Regions from separate parts of the Homo sapiens genome. Here region 1 is linked to region 2. Evidence: chromatin contacts called from ENCODE Hi-C data. All regions are on one chromosome and are shown on one strand. The core of a region is the stretch at or near the end of the contact, and the rest is flanking DNA. Distances in the headings are between cores, read along the strand shown.

Region 1 (6,589 bases), core at 1-2,500, 880 kb after region 2:
TGAAGGTCCGGTTCATATTATTTAAAACATCTATTCATACCAAACAAATAAATAGCCAGGAGAGGAGGAAAAAATAACCAAAATAAAACAATAACCAAAAAAATTCAAAAAATATATATCAACTAAGCACAACAACAAAACTTCCCGGGGTCCTTGTTTCCTTAGAGTCTACTTTGGACTGTCCTACTTTATTATTCTTATTCTTATTATAACTCAGTCTGGTTCGTGCGCCTTTTCCGAGTGTCTTTTTGCTTTGCGTTGCTGTTGCTGCCCCGCCCCGCCCCCTCCCGCGCCCCTCCCCCGGCCCCCCGGCTTCAGCTGGACTTGACCGCCATGCCCAGCGGGTGCAGGGCCTCGCTGTCCAGGAGCCAGGTGCCTATTTGGTAGAGCAGCTGCGAGTACCAGTGGATGCCCGCGGTGGCCCCCGCACCCGGAGCGTCGGCAGCACCTGGAGCGGTTAGGGCTACTCTGCCGCCGCCGCCCCCGCGGTCCCCGCCGCCGCTGTCCCCGCCGCGGTCCGTGCGCGCGGGCGCCAGTGCAGCCAGGAGCGCGTGCGCCAGGCGGAAGGGCGCGAAGGCCCGGTGCGCCCAGCTGTGCTCCTCGATGACCGCGTAGCACGAGGCCAGCACCCGGTTGATGAGAATGGTGCCCTGGGCCGTGAGCGGCGCGTAGGCGCCCGCGGCCTCCTCGCTTAGGGTCACGCTGTGCACAGCGGCGGGCAGGAGCCGGCGGTCCCCGTCACGCTCGGCCACCACGTACACGCGCTGGCCCGGGCGCACGCGGCTGGCGAACAGCGCCCGAGGCCCCAGTGCGCCCCCGGAAGGCGGCCCCGAGCCCGAGGACGCCTCGGGCTCCCCGGTGGCCGAGTCGTTGTGCGGCGCCACAAAGAGCAGGTGCGCGGCGGTGAGCAGCAGGCGCTCGCGCGGCTCCCGCGTCTCGATCACGTAGAAGACCTTCTTGGCGCCGTCGTCGCGGTCCAGGAAAGTGAGGAAGTCGCTGTAGAGCAGCCGGCCCTGGTCGTCCGCCGCCAGCACGCGGTCCCCGGGGCTCAGGTCCTTCACCAGCTTGGTGCCGCCCTGCTCCAGGTGCACCGTGGCCGAGCCCGGGAAGCAGCCTCCCGATTTGGCCGCCACCGAGTTCTCTGCGGGTGAGGAGAAGGGAAAGAAGAGAGGACAGGGCATTGAGTTCCGAGAGGGAGGCGCGTCTCGGGGAGGAGGGCGCACGCTTGGTGCCCGCGCTCCTAGGCCAGGGGTGCGCAAGGCGCGGGGCGGGGCGATTGATTCCAGGCGGGTCCCGCACACACCTCCCTCCCCCAACCCCACTGCCCCAGGGACAGGATTCCGACACATTCCTTAACGACTCTCTAAGTCTGGGCTGGCGGTCACAGAGGTTGGCTGGCGTTTCCTGCAGAGGCCGGTGACACTCTTTCCTTCCGCCTTCCTCCAACCCCACCCCCAGCTCCGCACACACCCGGCCTCGCCGCGAATCCATCCAGAGGGTGTTTGCTCTGCACTTGGATTCCTCAGGAAGCCTCCTTGAGCTCCCGCGGGCGCCGGGCGCACCCTCCTTCCCTCCCGCCCCGGCGCGGGGCGCGGCGCCTGCTCGCGCACTCAGCACCCGGGCTGCGCGGCGGAAACCCCTGGCCCGCCTGCCCGCCTGCCCGCCTGCCCGCAGCACCCTGCCGCGCCTCGGCGTGGGCCTGCGGAGGGGCGGGGGCGGGGAGTGAAAAATAGCTGCAGTAGTTGTAGCAACTGGACAAACATTCCAGAGATTGGCCGAGGTGTGAAAATCCGAGGCTTGTGTGGATTTTCTAATTAAAATCCAATAAAGGGCCCAGCATTGTCATTGTGATTTCTGGGATAAACAGGAGACACTCTTGGAAGGGGACACTTCCATTTTCTCCCCTCCCTGTTCTCAGCTCACTCTCTCCCCAGCTCGCGGGCCTCCCCCTCCCTATTTGCTCAGGTGCAACCCCCCCCCACCCCGTGTGCAATTCACAAGCACTATTTGCACAGCCAGGCCTCTCTTCCAAGCACTCAAGATGTGTATTTGAATTTTAAATGGCGGGGCCTGTTCGGAGCGCTGGAAGCGCCGGGTCTCAAGGCCCCTTGACTACCCGCTTTCTCGAGCCCTCTGTCGCTCTCTGAGGCTCACTGTCCCCAGGACAATAATTGAAGTTGGGGCGGAGCGCAGGGGGCCGGGGAGGAGGGCGGGGAGGGCCGTCTTCTTTGCATTCCAATCTCCGGGATCATGCTTTTTGCAAATAGAGATTGCCAGAAAGAATCTTCCTGCTGGAATTACAGGGGGCTTTTAATCTTCTCATCGGTTTCTCTGGCATGAAGTGCGGGGCTGGCCGTTGGAGGCCCTCCGTAGCCCCCCGGAATGCGACCCCGGGCGCTGGCGAGCCCGAGTCGTCGAGTCGCACGGCCCGGCTTGACACGCTGCGCCCCGCGCCCCCGCCCGTGTGCTCAGAATGCCAATGAGCGGCTCCCGCGCCGCGGCTCCGCTCTCCCGGCGCGATCCGGGGGATGGATTAGCGCTGCTCACTTGGGAGGAGGCCTCCGGAGACCCCCGCTAGGGGGACCCCGCGGGCAGGGAGCCGGGGAGGAGGTTTTGCGCAGGGGGCGCCCTGGGCCCAGGGGCCGCCGCCGAGCCCGCGAGGTGGGGGCGCCGCCTCCTGCCTGCCTGCAGCCGGGAGCTCTCCGGGCCGCACACCCGCCCCTGCCGCCCCCGCTCCACGCCTTTGCTTTCTGTGGGGACGAGAAGCCACTCTAGCCTTTACCTACAAGTGTGCCTTGACACCTTAACAGTGTTTTCCTACTAACATAGTGCCATTAACATGGAATTTAGGAGACAAGTAGGGAAGCCTGGAAGGGGGTTGAGGAAGGCAGAGTTTCCCCGAAATTCACCGTGAACGGCTTTGCTAAACGTGCCAATTTATGCGGGCGGAGAAGAGCGCTGTGCACACAGCCTCGGGCCGGAGGTTTGCGTGCGCGCGATGGCGCCTCCTCCACGGCTGTTCCTCGCCGGCAACAGCGTGTGGCGTTGCAGGCCCAGAGAAGACAGCCTCGCGCCGACTCGGGCCGGCGTTTCGGGGCCTGCCCGCCGCCCAGGGCGTCCCGGCCCGGCTCCCAGTAGGAACGCAGGCTCCGGGCGCGCCGCCTCCAGATGCTGGAGGTGGTTGCCCCTGGGTTTACTGCCGCCCACCAGGCCTCTCCCCAAAGGCAGCTTAGGATCCACGGGCGCCCGGCGGGGAGGAGCCAGGACGCGGGCTCCGGGGCAGGATAGACACCCCTGCGCTTGGGATAGCGGGTGGGGGCGGTTGGTTCTTAAGCCCTAAACGAGAGGAAGGAGCTCGCCCAGACCTGGCTAACCGCGCAGGGCTGTCTTCCCTCGCCTGGAAGGGCCTAGCGCCCCTCCCCCAGTCACGCTTTCCCACCCCCTGCAGTGGGGGCTCCAGAAGCGGGCAGGAAGCCACAGGACCCCATCTCGGGGCATGGAGAACCTTGGGCTCTGTGGCCTCAAAGGTAGGGGTGATTTCGAGGGGCCGGCACCTCACAGGGCAGGTTCCACCGCGGAAACGCAGTCATCGCCCAGCGACCCTGCTCCTGGCCCTCAGCCTCCCCCCAGGTTTCTTTTTCTCTTGAATCAAGCCGAGGTGCGCCAATGGCCTTCCTTGGGTCGGATCCGGGGGGCCAGGGCCAGCTTACCTGCTTTCACCGAGCAGTGGATATGTGCCTTGGACTCGTAGTACACCCAGTCGAAGCCGGCCTCCACCGCCAGGCGGGCCAGCATGCCGTACTTGCTGCGGTCGCGGTCAGACGTGGTGATGTCCACTGCGCGGCCCTCGTAGTGCAGAGACTCCTCTGAGTGGTGGCCATCTTCGTCCCAGCCCTCGGTCACCCGCAGTTTCACTCCTGGCCACTGGTTCATCACCGAGATGGCCAAAGCGTTCAACTTGTCCTTACACCTCTGCGAAGACAAGGGGACCCCCACCGACGGACACGTTAGCCTGGGCAACCGCCACCCCTCCCGGCCCCTCCATCAGCCTGCCCTGCCCAGTCTCAAGGCGCGAGGGCCATGCGGAGAGGTGGGGAGACGGGGGTTGGAATGGCCCAGACACACCGAAGAGCCGGGCCCTGGGCTGGGGAAGAGGGACAGCATTTGCGGAGGAGCGTGGAGGAGCACGTCCTCTCAGGGTAGAGCTGGGGGCCTTTCTCCAGGTCCTGAAACAGCCGATGCTCCTAGCGAGGCCTAAGAAGCAAATAAAGTTTCTCTGAAACAAGTGACCTGCATGTTTAAGACATCAACTACAGGACCCTCCAGGGGCACCCTCTGGGATACCCGCCCCGCCCCCACGTTGCCCTCCACTTCTAGCCCCCCTTCTGGGGCCCCTTTCTCCACCTGCGCAGCCTCCACCTTCTCCCCGCGTAGAATCCCTCACAGCAGGCCTGACAGAGACCTGGGCGCAAGTTCCCAGAAATAAAGAAAAATGCACTGCGCACTGCTTGGAGAATTGAAGGCCTTGCATTTATTTACCTCAGGCCCTAACCCTATCCGAGGCAGAGGGGAGGCGAGAAGCCGCTGGCGGGGCTGCGCGGTGGGCGGGAGCCTGGGTGGCAGGCGGCTAGGTGAGTTGCCACTTGCAGCACAGGCCGGGGCCGGGACAGACATTCTTTATCTGGACAGCCACATTCTTTTTGCCCGTCGAACCCTTTTCTGCCTGGCTTTTCTGTGGTCTGATTGTGTTTCTTGTTTTCTTTAACCTGTTCCCTTCCTCCGCTCTTGTGTTCTTGGCCCCAGCATAGAATGGCGTCCAGCAAGTTTGAAGAGCAAACTGAAGAGGTGGAGGGAGGGGGAGGGGTTTGAGAGGAGGGGGAGGGGAGACAGGAAGGCCTGAGGTCTCGGAGTCCTCCGCCTGGGGAGTTTCCCAGGAAGTTGCCTGGGAGGAGGCAGGAAACACTGACTAGGCAGATGCAGACGGGGTTACCTGGGATTCAGATTGTGGGGGTTCCCCTGGAATTCTGGGGTCACCCTCAGATAAGGATGCGACAGAAAGCAGTTGAATCCACTGTGTGTGTTTGTGGGGGCACTGACTTGCTTCCTGGATGTTTACCCTGCTGCTGCTGGTGGGACATGGGATTTAAAGAGGGGGAACTGGCACAGATGACGATGGTGGCATCCCCCAAGAAGCTGCGCCAAGTGGAGGCCGAGGGGCAATTTCAAGGTGACTTCTGCAGAGGGCGGGGCTGACCTCTAACCTCCTCCAGTCTGGAAGGATGCTCTGCTTGGAGTCTGGTTGTCGCCATGGAGGGACAGCTTCTATCCAGGGCCCTAACTGTAGCGTGGGTTGGGGGGACTCTTTCGAGAGGGTGGGGCGAGGACGCTGGCCCCACTGCTGCGGCGCTTTAAGGGGACGTGACAAATTGCGCAACAGGAAAAGTCCTGTGTATCTGGCAGCAATAAAACCCAGTAATATGGTTGTAGAGTTCAACATGCAACAACTGGGGGTGGGGTAGGGCTGGGGGCCGCCCTGGTAACAGGTCAGTGCCTGCATGTTTGTGGGCCTGCCAGCAGTTAAAAAAAAAAGTCGGAAGGGCAGAGTTTGAGTGAGGTCATCTTGAGGATTGAACGCGTTTTACATGAAAATCAATCAGTAAACCAGGGTCAGTGTAGAGCTATGATGTGAGGCCCGTTGCGCGCAGGCGCACACCACCAACACGCACAGGGACCCCCATGCAAGCCCCCCACCCCACCGCAGCTCCCTCCCCTGGGGCTGTGCCGAAGAAGCTTTAAACAGCTTCCCAGGAGGGCAGCCAGGGAGAGGGCGGCAGGGTGAGGATGACCTGGCCCCCAGCTCTGTGAGCTGCGCCACTTGGGCAGGCATGGAGGACCCCGGGCAGGGAGACCCGGGTCCAGCCGGGCCGCGACGGGAGGTGGCTGCGCGAGTGAGGGGCGGAGGCCGAGGGTTGCTGGAGTTGGCGCCCCCGCCCCTTGCGCCCTCCTCCGGCCCGGGCTCCGCGCGGCCTCGGCTGGCGGCCTCTCCTCCGCCCGCGCTGGGCGGGATTGTCGCAGGCAAAGCCGGGAAGCCCAGGCCGGTTATTAATTCATTGGGTCGTGTGCCGCGAATCAAGCCCGACTCTGTGCAGCCACCGTGAAGCCCAGCAGGGCCGCCGGGGCCGGGCTTTGTGTCGGCGGAGGCCAAGTTGTTCCCCACGCCTGAGCTCCCGCCTACCTCCCTGATCTGCGAGCCGCGCCGGCGAGTGTCACCGCCAGCAGCCGGTGGGCTTCCCCCAGCGCGGGGGCGGGGGCGTCCCAGCTTCAAGACAGCCCCAGCCCCTAAACGCACCTCTCTCCACTGTCCTTTCCCCCAAGCTTGGTGGAACAGCCCCTCCCCAACCCCATACCTGAGCGTCTTTCCTGGCGGCCCCAGAGCGCACATTAAATCTATTTAGTGTAGCGGCTCGGGACCCCACTCCAGGCTTCAGATCCGGCCCTCTGGCCTCCTGCCCCTTAGGAGCCCCCTGGCCGCCAGCACCCTCGCCTGGCACCTAGGCCCGCGCGGGGAGAGCGTGTCTGTCTGCGCTTT
Region 2 (5,719 bases), core at 3,220-5,719:
AATAATATGGCTCCCAACAATTGTGAAATGAGGTGTCCATTTTTTATGGATTGACCAGAAGAGGTGAAAAATCCTCTGTTTCCATAGCATTCCAAAATCATGAGCTACTCTGAAAGCATATTTACTGAATATTAGTAATGAATATTATCAACAATTATTCCTTTCGCCAACTGACAAACCCTGATCAATGCAATTCTGCTTGTTGATGTGAGGTGGCTTCTGGAAGGTAAGCCTTTCTATTTCTTCAGTTGAAGATACTGTTGTGTAACCTGCTCGGTAAGTCCCTGATCCATCCTTTAAATAAGAGCTGCCTGTAACTCAAACAACATCAGCATTAATCAGTGGAGTCTCTTGCAAGTCAGTCCTAGGAAAGAGGAGCCAATCAACTGGGGCTATGTGATTATGCAGTGTTTCATCTGAAAATGAAGGCAGAAGAGTGTCAGGATTTAGGTTACACCTGGAGATGGTGATAGGAGAAGCTGAAAGAAGTAAAACTCATGTGAAGCTCGTCTACTAATTGAATAATGTCCAGTGTGGTGTGAGTTTAGTGATGCTTCCACAGAATGAGGGATAAAAACAGTAAGGGGAGTTCCCACCACAGTTCCTTGGGTCATCTTAATGAACAAGGTGGTTGCTGTTATATCTCTCATGCAAAGAGGCAATCCTTTGGCTACCGGGCCTAACTGTTGGCTGTAATGCCCTACAGGTCTATTTCAGCCTTCATGTTTCTGAGTCAGATTATCTAAAGCATTTCCATCATTTTCATGTACAAACAATGAAAATGTGAGGTTATAATTTACATGCCCCAAAGAAGAGGCATTGGCAAGACCATTCTTAGTCATTTCTAATGTTAGTTGACTTTCTTTTATCCAGTCTAGAGGGTTTAAAGTTCTCTATTAAGAGGGCATATAAGGAAGGTGGGCGCAGTGGCTCATGCCTGTAATCCCAGGACTTTGGGAGGCCAAGATGGGTGGATCAATGAAGGTCGGGAGTTCAAGACTAGCCTGGCCAACATGGTGAAACCCCGTCTCAAGTAAAAATACAAAAATTAGCCAAGTGAGACTCTGTCTTAAAAACAAAAAGGAGGGCATATAAGGATTGGGCTTTTAAATAAAAATTTGGAATCCAATTTCTACAATATCCTGCCAGTCCTAAAATCCCACTCAACCATCTCTTCATTCTTGGTTGTAAAAAGCTGAGATCCTTTCTAGTCTGTCTGAATTAATAAAACATCCTTCCTTGGATATTAGGTGGCCTAAGTATATCACTTGTCTTCGACAAAATTGAAGTTTCTCTTTAGAGACTTTGTTTTCTTAGGGCTGCCTTTTGTAATAAATGTAGCCCATCATTCACAGAACATCTTGTTTGCTCTCCAAGATGGAAGTCATTTATTTACTGGATTAATGTATGCATTTCCAGGAAATTAACATCTGAGAGGCCTATTTTTAATATTTTTGAAAAGTAAGTCAGGCTTTCAGCATATCCTTGGAGGCCTGTGTGACCCAGTGTATTGTCTGTTTTCCCAAGTGAAGGCAAAGAGAAATTGGCTATTTTTGTCTACAAGAATGCTAAAGAATGTACTACATAAGTCTATGACTGTAAGGAATTCCACATTAGAAGGAATGGCTGTGAGTAACATAGGCTTGTGCAGTATAGGGTGCCATGGGATTGCCATGTTGTTTATTGCTCTCAAGTCTTGTACAAACCTCCATTCTCTAACATTTGGTTTTCTTACCAGGAGGATTGGGGTATTACAATGGCTTGTACAAGGAATGAACAGTCATCTTTCTATATAATCTGACATTATAAGCTTTATCCCTCCTAGAGCTTTAGTTCTCAAGGGGTATTGTCTTGTATTTTGAAGATGTTTCCATGGGTATATTTAAATATTTATTGGAGTAGCTGAGATGATAGTTTCTATATCAATGGAGGACACTGACCACAATGGATCAAGTACTGTCTTTAGTACATTTTGTAATTCTTCATTAAGCAATAATTCATTGTCTTTCATGGCAATATGGATTGCAATTGGATTAGATTTTGAAAATTTTATTAAAATATCTGTTGTGTCTCAAAGTTGAGTTTTATAATCTAATTTTAAATATATTTCCTTCCTTTGAGAGAAAGAAATGTGGGTATCACATAATTCTAAGCAGTTTCTTCCTGTTGAATGGATGGGGTCTGATGGAACAAAGAGGAGGGCATGAGTTCCTTGTAACGAACACTGTTGAAAGGTTACAGGCTGAGATTGGTATGCCAATACAGGAGGATTGTGATGCCCACCATTTGAATTCTTTGTTTACTGCAAGGAATGGGACCTTGTACCAAGATGGGATTAATTCCAGATAATGTGGCTCCAGTGTCAATAAGTGCTTGTGTTAGTTCTCCATTTATAATAATTTTTATTTCTCCCAGTGTTAGTAAGGAGGAAATGAAAGGCCCCTTTAAGTTCCTTGGAGCACCCCTGTTTTCTTTTCTGCCTCCACTGGTTAACATTCTTTCCTTTTTCATTTTTGGCAACTCTTTTGAAAGTAATCATGCTTTTTGCAAAAATTGCAAAGTGGAAGGTTAGGTCCATTAGGGAGTTTCTAGGGGTATTGTGAAGGCCAAAATTGTGTGAATAGTTGTTTTAATTGTAAATTCATAATTGTATTAGCCTCGCTCTTTTGTTTGGCTTCCCTCTCTCTTTCTTCTTCAGTTAAGGTATCAGATAACCGGTCAATGAGACTGACCAAATCATGAGTATCAGAAGTGGCCCAACTTTGTCTTTTCATTGTTAGTTCCAATTCATCTAACTCATTTGTTAAACTGGAGTCGAGTATCATTTCGATGATTAGCACAGCTTTCTTCGGATAAAACTAAATATTCTTTAAAATTTTTTCCACAGCCCTCAAAGTATATTACTGACTCATCTGAATTTTGTTGATATTGTATTTTGTTCCAGTTGACTACTCTGAAAAACTGAGGAGATAGCCTGATGCAAAGCCTTTGCTGTTCTTCAAGCCTGTCTATGGTCCTCTTCTGAACATTTATGAAGATCCCTAACAGATTTCTCCAGTGAGCTTTGTCTAGCCAGCCTTTAGCTTTAATTTTTGCTACTAACATGTGAATCTGTTGCTAGAAGTCAGAATAACTAGGGTCATAAGCTTGGATATTTAATTCAAATTTCCTAGCAAAACCAATAGGAACCTGGTGAAGATCAAGGAATTCTTTTAACTATGCCTGTAAGTTTGATCATGATTGATAAAGCAGGTTCCCCTCTACCAGATGCTGGATGAAATGGAGCCAAACCAGTGGGAGCAGGAGGAGGGGCAGGAGGAGGAGGAGGAGAAGGTCAATCAGGGCTGGGTAGTTCTGACAAGGAGGCTTAGAGAGACAGGGGAGCAGGGAGAGAAGAAGACATTTCAGTGTTTTTTAAAATTCAGTAATGGTTTTAGAGTGCTTTTTATTTTCTTCCTCTAAGGGAAGAATTCTGTCAAAACCTCTTTTGGATGCTTCTGGGTGCCATTGGAAGTAACTCTCTTAATTATTTTATTTGATTCCATAGCTGGCTTTTTAAAATTGTGCATATAAATAAACTAATCTAGCTATTTCAAAGATAATTCTCTTTGATCATTGTAATTTAGGATCTTCTTAGGTCAAATAAGACCATTTCTCCAACTATCGACAGGAGGTGGCGCCATAAGTCTTGTACATAAACCCCGCTGGAGTTTCCAAAGGTGCATTGCTTAATGAGGGCTTGGTTATAGATGGATAATTGCTCATAATTTGGATTCTCTTTTAAAATGCCCAAAGGCTAAAAGGGAAAAGTGTTTGGGGTCCAGTGTGCTGCTTAGTAGGGATTATTCCTGGAGGTATCACCTACAAGTAGCTTCTTCCCTCTTACCTACCTCAGAGAAACCCAGACATTTCTGGGAGTTCAAGGCACTGGGTGACGAACCCCTTGTGTGTTGTGTGCCCCGGGGGTTAAGCAGCTCTCCCTGTGAGTTCTTCTCTGGGGTTTGTTGTGAGCTTCCACACCCTTGTGTTACCTCCATTGCCTAAGGTGCCTTTCAGCTGGGAGAAAGAGTCCTTTTTGTCTTCAGCTTATCACGTCCTCATTCCAACCTTTTACAAATTTTGGGTGACTCAGGAAGAAACTTTAAATCTCAATGTTAACCAAGATCCAAAGCCTGGCTGGTTTAAAGCCACAAATTTGGCTTAAGCCACAAACATTCACTTTCTCCTTTTACAAAGAAAACTGCTTTCTCTTTAACCAAATGTCAAATGAGAGAAAAGGTTACAAACTTGAGCAAGTAAAAAAATGTCCAATGAGAGAAAAGGTTACAAACTTGAGCAAGTAAAATGTCCAATGAGAGAAAAGGTTACAAAAGAGCAAGTAAGACGAACGAAAACTTAACCTAATAGAAAAGTGAAACCACAAACCTGCCAATAGCAGAATCTTTAGAGAAATGACGCGAAACTCCTGCCTTAAAGCCCTAAATGGCGGCTTCAATATCAGTCCCACTGAGCATGAAATTCATTTACTTAAATAAAATCTGAATCTCAGCCCAAACCTGGGAGATTCAAAACCTGAGAGCGGTCTTACCAAAGACGCCCGTATGTCTGGTGAAGTCAGTTGGATGCAAGCAGTTTGTGCTGGTACCAGGGCCCCAGCTACTGATGAAGTGGCAGGAGTCCACAGAAGCCTACTTCGAAGTTCCCGGGGCTTCCAGGGGAGGTGAGAACACAAGTGATGGGAGAGCCTGGGGAGGGACTGTCTGGTGAGTAAAGGTTGTGCTGCTCTGTGGATGAAATGTCTCTGAGGTCGTAAACATCTCAGAGCCGCCTTCGGGAGAACGGGTGATAGTCATCTGGGCTGATGTCACCTCCAGTGTCCTCTCCTGTGATCTGTGTTAATCCTCCCAGATTGACGAGATTCCTGGGGAGGCGATTCATGACAGCTGAGTTCCTTTTGGAGGATCCGTCTTCAGGCAGGTAAGGGGAGCTCAGAGGAAACCTCTGCCTGCATCCGCTGATTCCCAAGTGCCCTCAGCTCACAGGGATCAGCACTCCCAAGTGCCATGGGGGTGGCATTTCCTGAACTCCTTCAAAGCAATAACAACAGGCTGGGCGTGGTGGCTTACGCCTGTAATCCCAGCACTTTAGGAGGCTGAAGTGTGAGGATTGCTTGAAGCCAGGAGTTCAAGACCAGCCTGGGCAACATAGGGAAACCCTGTCTCTACAAAGAATTAAAAGAAAACTTAGCCAGGAATGGCAGTGCACACATGTGGCCCCGCCTACTCGGGAGACTGAGGTGGGAGGAGTGCTTGAGCCAGGTGGTTGAGGCTGCAGGGAGCTGTGATTGCACCACTGCACTCCAGCCTGGGCAACAGAGTGAGACTCTATCTCAAAACAAACAAACAACAACAACAAAAGTGAAACAATAACAACAACTTTTACAAAACGGACATTTGGGATCTACATGCCACACTCCTAAATGCGTCTCTTAAGCAACAGGTGTCACAGTCTTAAACCTTGTCCTTACCCTCTTCATTCTAGGCACCTGTTTCATTCCAGGTAGGGCTTCCTCCTGGTTTCCTAACACAGCGGGTTGAGATGAACAGCAGAGAAGGACACTGCACACCTCTGCAGGGTCTCCCCTCTGGCCCACCAGCCCTCCCTTCTCCAGCAGTGAAGACCTCACTATGTCATCCAGGCAGGAATAATATAGACAGAA

The links. A loop is a pair of places that touch in the nucleus more often than their neighbours do. Pooled maps may share reads with other maps.
Region 1: a loop to region 2 is called in a pooled map, with 7 times the contacts of the local background. The contact joins the enhancer-like site here to the promoter of PAXIP1-AS2 in region 2. A Hi-C loop is called at or near these places in 4 of 50 pooled maps.

The regions. Positions count from the first base shown.
Region 1 is chr7:155,802,586-155,809,174 of GRCh38, forward strand. It overlaps SHH (sonic hedgehog signaling molecule), which reads right to left. Exons shown (of 3, transcript NM_000193.4): 2 at 3,711-3,972; 3 at 1-1,141. The coding sequence ends at 315. Among named protein-coding and RNA genes, the nearest start is that of SHH, 6.6 kb to the right of the region's middle. RefSeq lists a silencer at 2,495-2,674 and enhancers at 2,581-3,550, 3,551-4,519. Within about 2 kb of position 1,251, at least 5 of the 41 ENCODE cell types and tissues checked have a DNase peak (open chromatin) inside an H3K27ac peak, as active enhancers do.
Region 2 is chr7:154,924,048-154,929,766 of GRCh38, forward strand. It overlaps PAXIP1-AS2 (PAXIP1 antisense RNA 2), which reads left to right and starts at 4,470. Exons shown (of 8, transcript NR_024476.1): 1 at 4,470-4,720; 2 at 4,909-4,977. RefSeq lists enhancers at 4,551-4,610, 4,631-4,730, 4,881-5,100.